2 separate regions of the Homo sapiens genome follow, and region 1 is linked to region 2. The links are chromatin contacts, found by Hi-C in ENCODE. All regions are on one chromosome and are shown on one strand. Each heading gives the region's core, a stretch centred on a gene start or an enhancer-like site at or near the end of the contact. The rest is flanking DNA. Distances are from core to core; before and after follow the strand shown. Region 1 holds the start of ANOS1 (anosmin 1). Region 2 holds the start of VCX2 (variable charge X-linked 2).

Region 1 (5,073 bases), core at 155-2,654, 560 kb before region 2:
TATTTGAAAAGCACTCATAATAGGATAGCTGCAGATGGCTGTCATTGCAATTTGTTAACAGGCAGATCTCAAAATTGCAGAGTGGAACCTGTGTATAAGAATAGGGAAAAGGGTGGGAAATTGCAAAACAACTATATAGGCTTTGTGCAAAGAGGATTCCAGCCTTCTGATGTAGCTTTGAGTAGAGCGAGTGCATCTAGATACCCTGACTGTGCTTAGCTGGGTGCTTATAGAGATCCCGTTTTCGAAGGTGAAAGTGCAATTGGGTAGGAGAGGGTGGAGATGTCAGAGCAAAGGAACAGCAGTCAGTTGTTGTCCATTCGAATAGGAGTGTGCCTGGGTCTTTTTTCTCTGGGCTCTCCTACCTGCAAGGGGACTGTCACTTCCTGATGGGGCTCAGGGGAGTGTAGAGCTTTGTTACAAGTTGTGTCTTATCAATGCCTCCTGTCTTTCTGTGGCAGGATCCTGGCTGGGGAGGGAGAATTTGTGTGCTGAGAGAACACTAGACAAAAACGACAGGAGAGGACGGAGCAGCCATTCCAAAGCTAAAAAGCCTGAGTCAAGAGGCTCGGGCAAATCGTGGGGAAAGAAAGAGATTAAGACGCAAGTCTATTTAGAATAAATCACTCACTTTGGGGCGTGCAAGGCTTACTAGAAAAACAGACACCTGAGGAAACAAGGCGTGTGGACCTAAAGGTGGTTAGCTATGCACTGAGACTGTCTCCAGGGAAAACAGTGCGGGAGGGAGGGAGGGAGGGATGCGGGAAGGACGGAAGAAATGCAAGAGGGAGAGAAGGAGGAATTTGTCTCCGGGACACTGTAGGGCAAATGTCCACGCTCCCCTCCCCGTCTGTCTTACTGCCATTTGTTTTCTTCACTTCTTTCCACTACCTGGGCAAAGGAAATTCGAATATGTGAAAGCGTGGGAAAAGCCTGGACCCAGGGGAGGTCGGGGAGAAAGCAAGCCACTTAGGGGCGCGGGGTCAATCCCCAGGCAGGTGGGACGCCCCTGGGGGTCCTGAGGCCTCTTCCCTCCTGCTGAAGGGAGCACCCCTCCTGGCAGGCCTGGACCTGCTCACACCGACGTTTACCTGGACGGAGGGGGAAGGTGGGAGGGGCAGGAAGCGGTTGGTGCGAACGGGAGAGGCGCCTGCGTGGGAGCTGGGCCCCTCGAGACCTGCGCGGCGTGGAAAGCCGCTCGGCGTCGCCCTCCCCCGGAGCGCCCGGGCTCGCAGCTGACGAGACCGGCCCATGGGCCCTGCGCCCGGCCCCCCTGTCACTCACACGCCTTCCAGCCAATGGTGCGGCCTCCTGTCCCCCTCACCCCACCCCTCGAGGGCGAGCTGGGAGGGAGGTCGGCGAGGAGGGTCCGGCCGGAGTTGAAGGATTGAACTTTCCGGCTCAGTCGCGGCGTCTGCCTGGTCCTCAGCAGTGCAGCCCCGGCGCGGAGCAGGGAGCCTCGGCCCGCGCCCGGCGCCCTCGCCCTCGCCCTCGACCCGCAGCCATGGTGCCCGGGGTGCCCGGCGCGGTCCTGACCCTCTGCCTCTGGCTGGCGGCCTCCAGCGGCTGCCTGGCGGCCGGCCCCGGCGCGGCTGCTGCGCGGCGGCTGGACGAGTCGCTGTCTGCCGGGAGCGTCCAGCGCGCTCGCTGCGCCTCCAGGTGCCTGAGCCTGCAGATCACTCGCATCTCCGCCTTCTTCCAGCACTTCCAGGTACGGGGAGGCCCCCGCCCGGGTTCTTTCTGGGGCTGCGGCCGCGGCGTGGGCGCACCGGGGCGCGCGCCTCCCAGCCTGGGCTCGCAAAGTTCTCGGCCAGCGCCGCCGGCTGATCCTGGCTTCCCCTGGGCGTGGATCTTACAGTCGGGGTGCTGGAACTCTCCTTTCCAGCCTCTTCCCGGCTCCTGAAAAGAAAAAGAAGCCCGAGACATCTTGCCCCAACTCCCTCCTTCCCAGCAGGAAACCAAAGGCGATTTCCCTGGGGAGGGAGAGTCGTGGATGCTGGGAGTGGGTGTGTGGATGTGGCGGTTTCCCGGGAATTGGAGTGCGCGAGACTCCGGGCGGGCGGCGACTCCCGCAAAGTCCCAGGCGCTCCGGGGCACTGGGAGGGAGTCTGGGAGGCGCGTCCGGCTGCGCCTGGGGACCTCACCTCGAGCCCCAGCCCCGCAGGTGCCCGCGGGCCGACACTTTGTCTCTTTTGAAAGATGGTTTTCACTCTCTGAGGGCTCAGAGCTCGCTGCCCACCCTTGGAGCCCCAGCCAGGGTACTTGTGCCAAGTCGTGTTCCAGGGTGCGTGTATGCGCGTGTTGGGGGTGCGAGTGGCTGTGCGCGCCTCAATTCGGAACCCCAAAGATTCAAGGTCTTGCCCTGGACTAGCGTAGAGCGTCAGGGAAGAAGTGCCGGGGACAGGGGATTTGGCGGGGCCGTATTCGGATACTCCTCAACGAGTCCCGGGGGAACCGTCCCCCAAACCCCGAACGTAGGTTCTTTCAGCCTGAGGGTGGGGAGTATGTGTGTGTGCGCGCGCGCTTGTGTGGGAGGCTCCGGGAGCCGCGCGCTTGGCTCCAGCGGGTTGCCGGGACTCTGCCCTGTGGCGCGGACCCCCGCGGGACTTGCGCGAGGCTCCGGGTGCGGGTGGGCGCACGAGAGCAGGTTCCGGACTCAGCGCGAGCGAGTGCAGCTGCTGCCTGTACCAGCCCTGTCGAGCGTGCGAGCTCTGAAATCCTCCGCTTATTTTTCTCTTCTCTCATCCTTCTCTCCTTCTTCTTCTCGCCTCTATCCCTAGGTGCCCACCTGTTCCAAGTTCCCAATTTCTCGCTTCAGGGAAACTCTGGAGGGACCAAAAGGAGAAATGGGGGCTGGGGGGAGGGGTTCCCCTGGCTGGGCGGGAACTGGAAGCCAAACCCTTGGCTCTTAAACTGGGCGCCCCTCCTGCCAGAGCTGGGTCAAGGGGTGGGGGGGGGGGTCCCCCTAGAGGCCCTGGGAATTAAGCTGCCAGAGGAGGCCATATTAATAAGGGTGGAATGTGGAAGTGATTCCCCTTACCCTCGGGGATGATCTTGAACCGGCTGGTGAAGCTGGCGCGTTCGCGAGTGTGCAGTTGAGTTTGTTCTAAGTCGTAGAAGCAGCGTCTCGTGGGTGTCAGAGAAATGGGCACGCTCTGTAGTCCTTCTGCGTCTTCAGGGAATGGAAGACCCAGTGCTCACCTCCTGTGGTGAAATTACCCAGACATCCTGGACAGAGCCAGGAGAGGGCCGATCCCCAGGCACCTGGTTTCCAGCCCTCCGAGTCCTACCCTGAAAGTCACTCTCCTAAGATGCCACACTATTGTTTGAAACAACAGAAAACAAAACAAAACGGAGCAGCCTATTCCCAGGGAGAAAGAGTACCTTTTTTTTTTCTTTTTCTTGAATTGTCAGTGCTGTAATTTATTTGTTTTACAGTTTCAGTGGCTAAAGCACCAGCTTAGATGAAGCCAGTTCCCGTGAAAGGCTTTTCTTGTGGTCTCCTTGGCATGATTTCTCTTTGGAAGAAAAACTGCTGACAGAATGCACATTGCTAGACAATCCTGATTACATTTTAATTAGCTGGGGGTGAAATAAGCTGCAAATTACTCAGTTAAGACTTAATAAGTGCTGTGTTTGTAATCAATTGCAAAGCCATTCTGGGAGCCTTAACCCTAACCTGGTAATGCCTATCTGATTTATCTAAATTGCAGGGATTAAGTGTTTTTAAGATCTGAAAAGCCAGCAACACATTCTCCTTATAAAACCCCAAGCTTCCCTGTTCCCCACCGCTTGCCTTCCTTTTTTTTTTTTTTTTTTTTTTTTTTTAATAATTAGAAGGAAGATGGGCCGGGCGCAGTGGCTCATGCCTCTAATCCCTGCACTTTGGGAGGCCAAGGCGGGCAGATCATTTGAGGTCAGGAGTTTGAGACCAGCCTGGCCAACTTGAAATCCCGTCTCTACAAAAAATACAAAAATTAGCCTGGTGTAGTGGTGCATGCTGTAGTCCCAGCTACTCAGGAGGCTGAGGGAGGAGAATCCTTGAACCCGGGAGGCAGCGGTTGCAGTGAGCCGAGATCACACCACTGCACTCCAGCCTGGGTGACAGAGCAAGACTGTCTCAAAAAAAAAAAAAAAAAAAAAAAAAAAGGAAGGAAGGTGGAGCAATCAGTCTGCAGACAACTCATGACTGGGCTACGGGAAGTCTTAAGAAGATTGCTTTCCTACAGGGTCACCCCCGCCCCCAACTCCTGCAAATGAGCCCACCCATAAAGCTGTCTCTGGAGCAGGTGCCTGTTTCCATCTTCTCTTGCACGGTTTCAGGCCATGTTTAAGGATGGGAGAAGCTTGCCTGGCCTCCAGCCTGGATGCCCGCCAGGTATGTGGACTCTCAATTATGAAAGCTGTCAGGCCTTGCCTCAGGAGAGCGCAACCTATGCACTCATGGTGTAGGCAGTGACACAGATTCCCTGGGGCAGTGACCTGCTGTCGTCGGCCTGCAGAGGAAGCTGTCGTCTCATAGTCTGTGCCCCAGTTGTCCCCACTGTCCTCCACTGCCCAGCCCTTCAGCAACAAGACAGAAAAGCAGTGGGTAGATGTGCACACCTGACACCTCCAGGTCTGCAGGCTGTTTCTGCCCCACCTGCACAAAGTGGCTGTCAACCACGCCCAAAAACACAAGGGACTCAGTACTGAGGCATGGGGGTGGGAATGCAGACCAGGGATACCTGAGTAATCCAACACTGCTCTGACCTGGAAAGGAAGAAAGGAAGATGGGATGGAAACCCCATCATTTCACTACTGAATGCTGCCCTTCATTCACGAAAAGAAACAGTGCATGTTAGCACCTCCTGAAATATTAGTATCTGGCTCCAGGATGCTTTGTCCAGGTCATTTGGCATGGAGCTATTTCAGGCTCACAAGTAGAATACATATGTGCGGTTAGCAGAGTGAAGAGGAGCTGTGGGTCTGTGAGGTATGGAACAGGGAAGTGGGCTTTGGGGCTGTGCAGACCTGCTCTACACCCAGGCTCTGTAGCGTCGCGAATGGGTAGCTTGGGTGCATCACATCACC
Region 2 (5,135 bases), core at 615-3,114:
TACTACAGATGAGTCATATACCTAAGTAAGTAGTAAAATAGAGACAACAACAATAGTTCAGTGGAATGTAGAACATAGGGAATCTAGTCAGGTCAGATAAAATTTTGTTGGTGTTGAGTTAATATATGAGTTCTACTTAACTGGGCTTTCCCATAAAACACGTTACATAGAAAGAGCTAACAGTCATTGCAATACTAAGTGAACCTGATCCTGAAAATCGTGTTCTTTGCAAGTCTCAATTATTCATTTTAGTTGGTATAAGAACTTATAAGGATAGGTGCTGAGTGCTACCCAGGAAAAAAAGGTCCAAAGGATAACAGGAGATAATTTGAATATCTATGTGATGCCTGGAAAAAGCAAAATCCTTCCTAATCATTCTACTATTTTTTGTTGGAATAATAAATTACCACAGACATCTGGTGGTAAACATGTAATTAGCAACCTAAAGATAGCTAGAATTAGCCAGACCAGGTAATTGATTGCAGGAAGCTGAAGATAACTGGCCTATGCCAGGGAGTTCAATAACCATTTTCCTCAATGCAAAATTCCAACCTCATGTTAGAAATATTACCTAATATAGTAGATATCTACTTTATCCAAGTGAGTAATTAACTAGAGATAACTACATGAAGCCAGTACCTGGAATAAACAAATTCTTCTCAGTACTAGTTGAACAAACAACTAGCAATTACTAGGAAAACTGGTTGAACATAGAAAGTTTAGTAACCATTCGAGTCAATTCTGTATTCTTACTTTTTTAGGATTGTTGACTAGGTACTATGGATTTGGTAACTAGAGTTACCTGAGTAAGAGTTAAATACAGAATCCTCCATAAAACTGGAATAACTGGTTGAAGACAGAAGTATCACATTGCATTCTCCTCAGTATTTCTCATTTCTTGTTGGAATAATAAGTTGGTTCTGTCAATGGGTAGTGAGTACCTAGGTTATTACAAAGCAAGAAATAAGAAGAGATGACTAGAATAAATATTTGATACCAGAATGGTGAAAAAAACATTCTTTTCAAATAGAAACTCTAATTTCCTGTGTAATTAATGAGTTACAATTAGTTAGTACTGGAGATATCTATATGAGATGTGGACTTCATTTTTGGGGGGTGGTACATACTTAACAGATGAACTGCTGGGTCACATGGTAGATCTATTTTGATTTTCCAAGGAACCATTACACTGTTTTTTATAACGGCTGTACCAATTACACGTCTGTCAACAGCGTGTAACAGTGAGGTGATAGTTCATTGTGGTTTTCATTTGCATTCTCTGATTATTAACGATGTTGAGCACATTTTCATATACCTGTTGGCCAGTTGTGTGTTTTCCTTCTAGAAATGCCTATTCAAGTCCTTTGCCTATTTGTTAACCAGACTATTTATTTATTTGCTATTGAGCTGTGTGAGTTCTTTATATATTTTGGATATTAACTCATTATTAGATACATGGTTCGCAAATAGCTTCTCCCAAACCATAGCCTGCCTTTTCATTTTGTTGACTGTTGGCTGTGCAGAAGCTTTTAGTTTCCAGCCTGCTCACTTGCCCTATATATTTCAGCTTCCTAGACCCCCACATTGAGTCAATGTGTGAGCCAATTACTTAGAATAAACTGTATCATATATATAATTCATAAATACTACATGATAGTAAATATATATTTATGATATATAATATTACACACACACACACACACACACAATATCCTGTTGGTTTAGTTTCTCCTTCTCTGAGGAACCCAGCCTGATACCGAAACCCAGCCTGATACCGATACCCAGCTGAGCGAGTGTGTTTGCTGATCTTGACCTCTGGAAGCCAGTGCTTTAAACCATGAGAATGAAAAATTGTGAGGCACTATGTGGATGCTGGGAGAAGTATGTGAGATGGAAAAGTTGTTTCATGGCATCCAAGAAGTGAATGATCCTCAAGGTGTAGCAGAGGAATTTGTAGGAGAGAGGGATGATTGACGTCTTCGTATAGCCCTCCATCCATCCCAGTTAGCATGGAGGGATTTTAGATAGGTCATACAGAAACTGGGTAATGATGGCAGGTGTGGAGGAACAGAATGTACCACTGAATGGGAGGTCCGGGGGAAACATGTGGCGGAAATATCCTCCCGTGCCACGTGATCTGCCAAAATTGAACATGGGGAGTTTAGGAGGGGTGACATGTCAGTTTGGGAACTATCTTTAGGGGTGCTAACCCAAATCTCCCTTTCTCCAATTAGAGCACCCTGCCTTCCTCATTAGATGTCACCCCCCCCCCCCGCCCCCGACTTCATCCGCCATGTCCTGATGGTGCTTTGTGACGTATAAGGCCTTCCTTCCCGCCCAGGGCTACCATTGGCTGGGTAGTGGAGTGTTGACCAATCACAGCTCAGGGGCGTGATTGTCTCGTCCTGGGATCGCGAGAGGGGTATATACAGGGAGGCCAGGCAGCCTGGAGTTAGTCGACCGTTGCGAGACGTTGAGCTGCGGAAGATGAGTCCAAAGCCGAGAGCCTCGGGACCTCCGGCCAAGGCCACGGAGGCAGGAAAGAGGAAGTCCTCCTCTCAGCCGAGCCCCAGTGACCCGAAGAAGAAGGTGAGTGACCCTCCCAAGCTCCTCCTCGTCTTCCCCTCGCCTCCTTCCTCACAAGAAGCCTCTCCTGTCGTCACTTGGCAGAACCCCCCAACCCGGCCCCCACCGCTTCTGAGGACACGTCCCTGTTCCCAGCCTCCTCCATCCTCGTCCCTAAACCAGAGCCCTTCTGTGATCTCCCTGTTGTCCTTCCAGACTACCAAGGTGGCCAAGAAGGGAAAAGCAGTTCGTAGAGGGAGACGCGGGAAGAAAGGGGCTGCGACAAAGATGGCGGCCGTGACGGCACCTGAGGCGGAGAGCGCGCCAGCGGCACCCGGCCCCAGCGACCAGCCCAGCCAGGAGCTCCCTCAGCACGAGCTGCCGCCGGAGGAGCCAGTGAGCGAGGGGACCCAGCACGACCCCCTGAGTCAGGAGAGCGAGGTGGAAGAACCACTGAGTCAGGAGAGCGAGGTGGAAGAACCACTGACTGTGTGGATGGCCAGCTTTTCCCCTGTCTCCGAGAGCACCGACTAAGTTCAGGCCCAGCCGCCAGACCTCAGAGATCTCACCAGCGGGGTGCTTGCCATTCTGAAGATAATAAAATGAATGTGTTGCAAATTGATCTGAGTGACTCCGTGTTCTCTGATGGTGGGGAGGGAGGGAGGGAGGGGGGAAGAGGTGGTGTGTGGTGAGGGAGGGAGGGAGGAAGAGGTGGTGTGTGGGGAGGGAGGGAGGGAGGGAGGAAGAGGTGGTGTGTGGGGAGGGAGGGAGGGAGGAAGAGGTGGTGTGTGGGGAGGGAGGGAGGGAGGAAGAGGTGGTGTGTGGGGAGGGAGGGAGGGAGGGAGGAAGAGGTGGTGTGTGGGGAGGGAGGGAGGGAGGAAGAGGTGGTGTGTGGGGAGGGAGGGAGGAAGAGGTGGTGTGTGGGGAGGGAGGGAGGGAGGAAGAGGTGGTGTGTGGGGAGGGAGGGAGGAAGAGGTGGTGTGTGGGGAGGGAGGGAGGGAGGAAGAGGTGGTGTGTGGGGAGGGAGGGAGGGAGGAAGAGGTGGTGTGTGGGGAGGGAGGGAGGGAGGAAGAGGTGGTGTGTGGGGAGGGAGGGAGGAAGAGGTGGTGTGTGGGGAGGGAGGGAGGGAGGAAGAGGTGGTGTGTGGGGAGGGAGGGAGGGAGGAAGAGGTGGTGTGTGGGGAGGGAGGGAGGGAGGAAGAGGTGGTGTGTGGGGAGGGAGGGAGGGAGGAAGAGGTGGTGTGTGGGGAGGGAGGGAGGGAGGAAGAGGTGGTGTGTGGGGAGGGAGGGAGGGAGGAAGAGGTGGTGTGTGGGGAGGGAGGGAGGGAGGAAGAGGTGGTGTGTGGGGAGGGAGGGAGGGGGGAAGAGGAGGTGTGTGGGGAGGGAGGGAGGGAGGAAGAGGAGGTGTGTGGGGAGGGAGGGAGGAAGAGGTGGTGTGTGGGGAGGGAGAAAGGAAAGAAGGAAGGAATAGGTGGTGTGTGGGGAGGGAGGGAAGTGGGGTCCCGTGGGGTTAAGGTCACAGGGACAGGTCACAGTTAGCCAGACAGGAGGATAAGGATTGCGTCATGGCTGAACACTGGAGACAAATTTCCCCTTCACAGGATGACTCCGCTTCTTACACGGTTTGTTTCTTCATGCAATCTTGCTAGCACATACACCAAGTACCAAGAACTGGATTCTACCTACTTAGGTTTCATTGTTAAAATACCTTTTCGGTTATAGAAACCGATGAAAGAATCGTTTCCATCTCTTTCCTTTCAGCGTCCCCTCCCTACAACCTAATATATTTAAGAAGAAAAATTCAAAGTAGAGAAAAATCTATCTACTTGAAAAAAGCCTTTTTATATTCGCAACTGAGGAGACAAAAAGTACATTTCATATTTCCATGCGTTAGAAATACACAGGTCCTTTCTATATATAGAATTTACTGTATACAAATATATAGAAGCATATGTAAATAAAATGTAATATACAACTATATTTACTATATACAAACCTATATAGATTATATACATTTATATATAAAATATATAAATACAAATATAGAAATATGGATTATATATTTATATATAATATAAATATAAATATATAGATATAGATTATATATATATCTTAGAAATACACAGGTCTTTTCTAGATATACTAGAACCTACTATATATGTATAAATTAATATATGTATTTTTATATAATTCGTAGATTATATATAGAAATATTTACAAATATATTTTATGTATAAATACACATATAAAACATATTTATATATTATATATAATCATTTATTTTAGAGGGTAAGACGTTAATATTGTTCAAGCATGGGTCTCAGGCAAAAGGAGAAAGGAAATTATTTTAAGAAGAAAAGAGTACAAAATTATCACGATTTAATTTTCAATTGTTAATAATTACACAGGCAGAATAACTCATGCCCTTTAATCTTATAATGAATAGCACGTTAAACTTTTATGTGATTCTGAAAATATGAATTTCCATATAATAAGGGTTTGAGATGTAAAGCAGTAATTTTATAGGCAGTTTTCACTTGTTACATAGATTGTTCTTATAGCTTTAAAGAC

Evidence for each region. A loop is a pair of places that touch in the nucleus more often than their neighbours do. Pooled maps may share reads with other maps.
Region 1: a map of heart right ventricle shows a loop between it and region 2 (6-fold over the local background). The contact joins the promoter of ANOS1 here to the promoter of VCX2 in region 2. A Hi-C loop is called at or near these places in 20 of 168 maps with a recorded cell type or tissue (MCF 10A, PC-3, PC-9 and 13 more), 1 of 37 single-sample maps with no recorded cell type and 23 of 50 pooled maps.

The regions. Positions count from the first base shown.
Region 1 is chrX:8,728,468-8,733,540 of GRCh38, reverse strand. ANOS1 (anosmin 1) reads left to right here and starts at 1,404. Exons shown (of 14, transcript NM_000216.4): 1 at 1,404-1,711. The coding sequence starts at 1,505. RefSeq lists an enhancer at 4,498-4,998.
Region 2 is chrX:8,167,996-8,173,130 of GRCh38, reverse strand. It overlaps VCX2 (variable charge X-linked 2), which reads left to right and starts at 1,864. Exons shown (of 3, transcript NM_016378.3): 1 at 1,864-2,024; 2 at 2,342-2,589; 3 at 2,782-3,187. The coding sequence starts at 2,488. The coding sequence ends at 3,099. All of the region lies in intron 1 of LOC107985675 (a long non-coding RNA gene), which reads right to left. It overlaps LOC107985676 (a long non-coding RNA gene), which reads right to left and starts at 1,311. Exons shown (of 3, transcript XR_001755791.3): 1 at 803-1,311.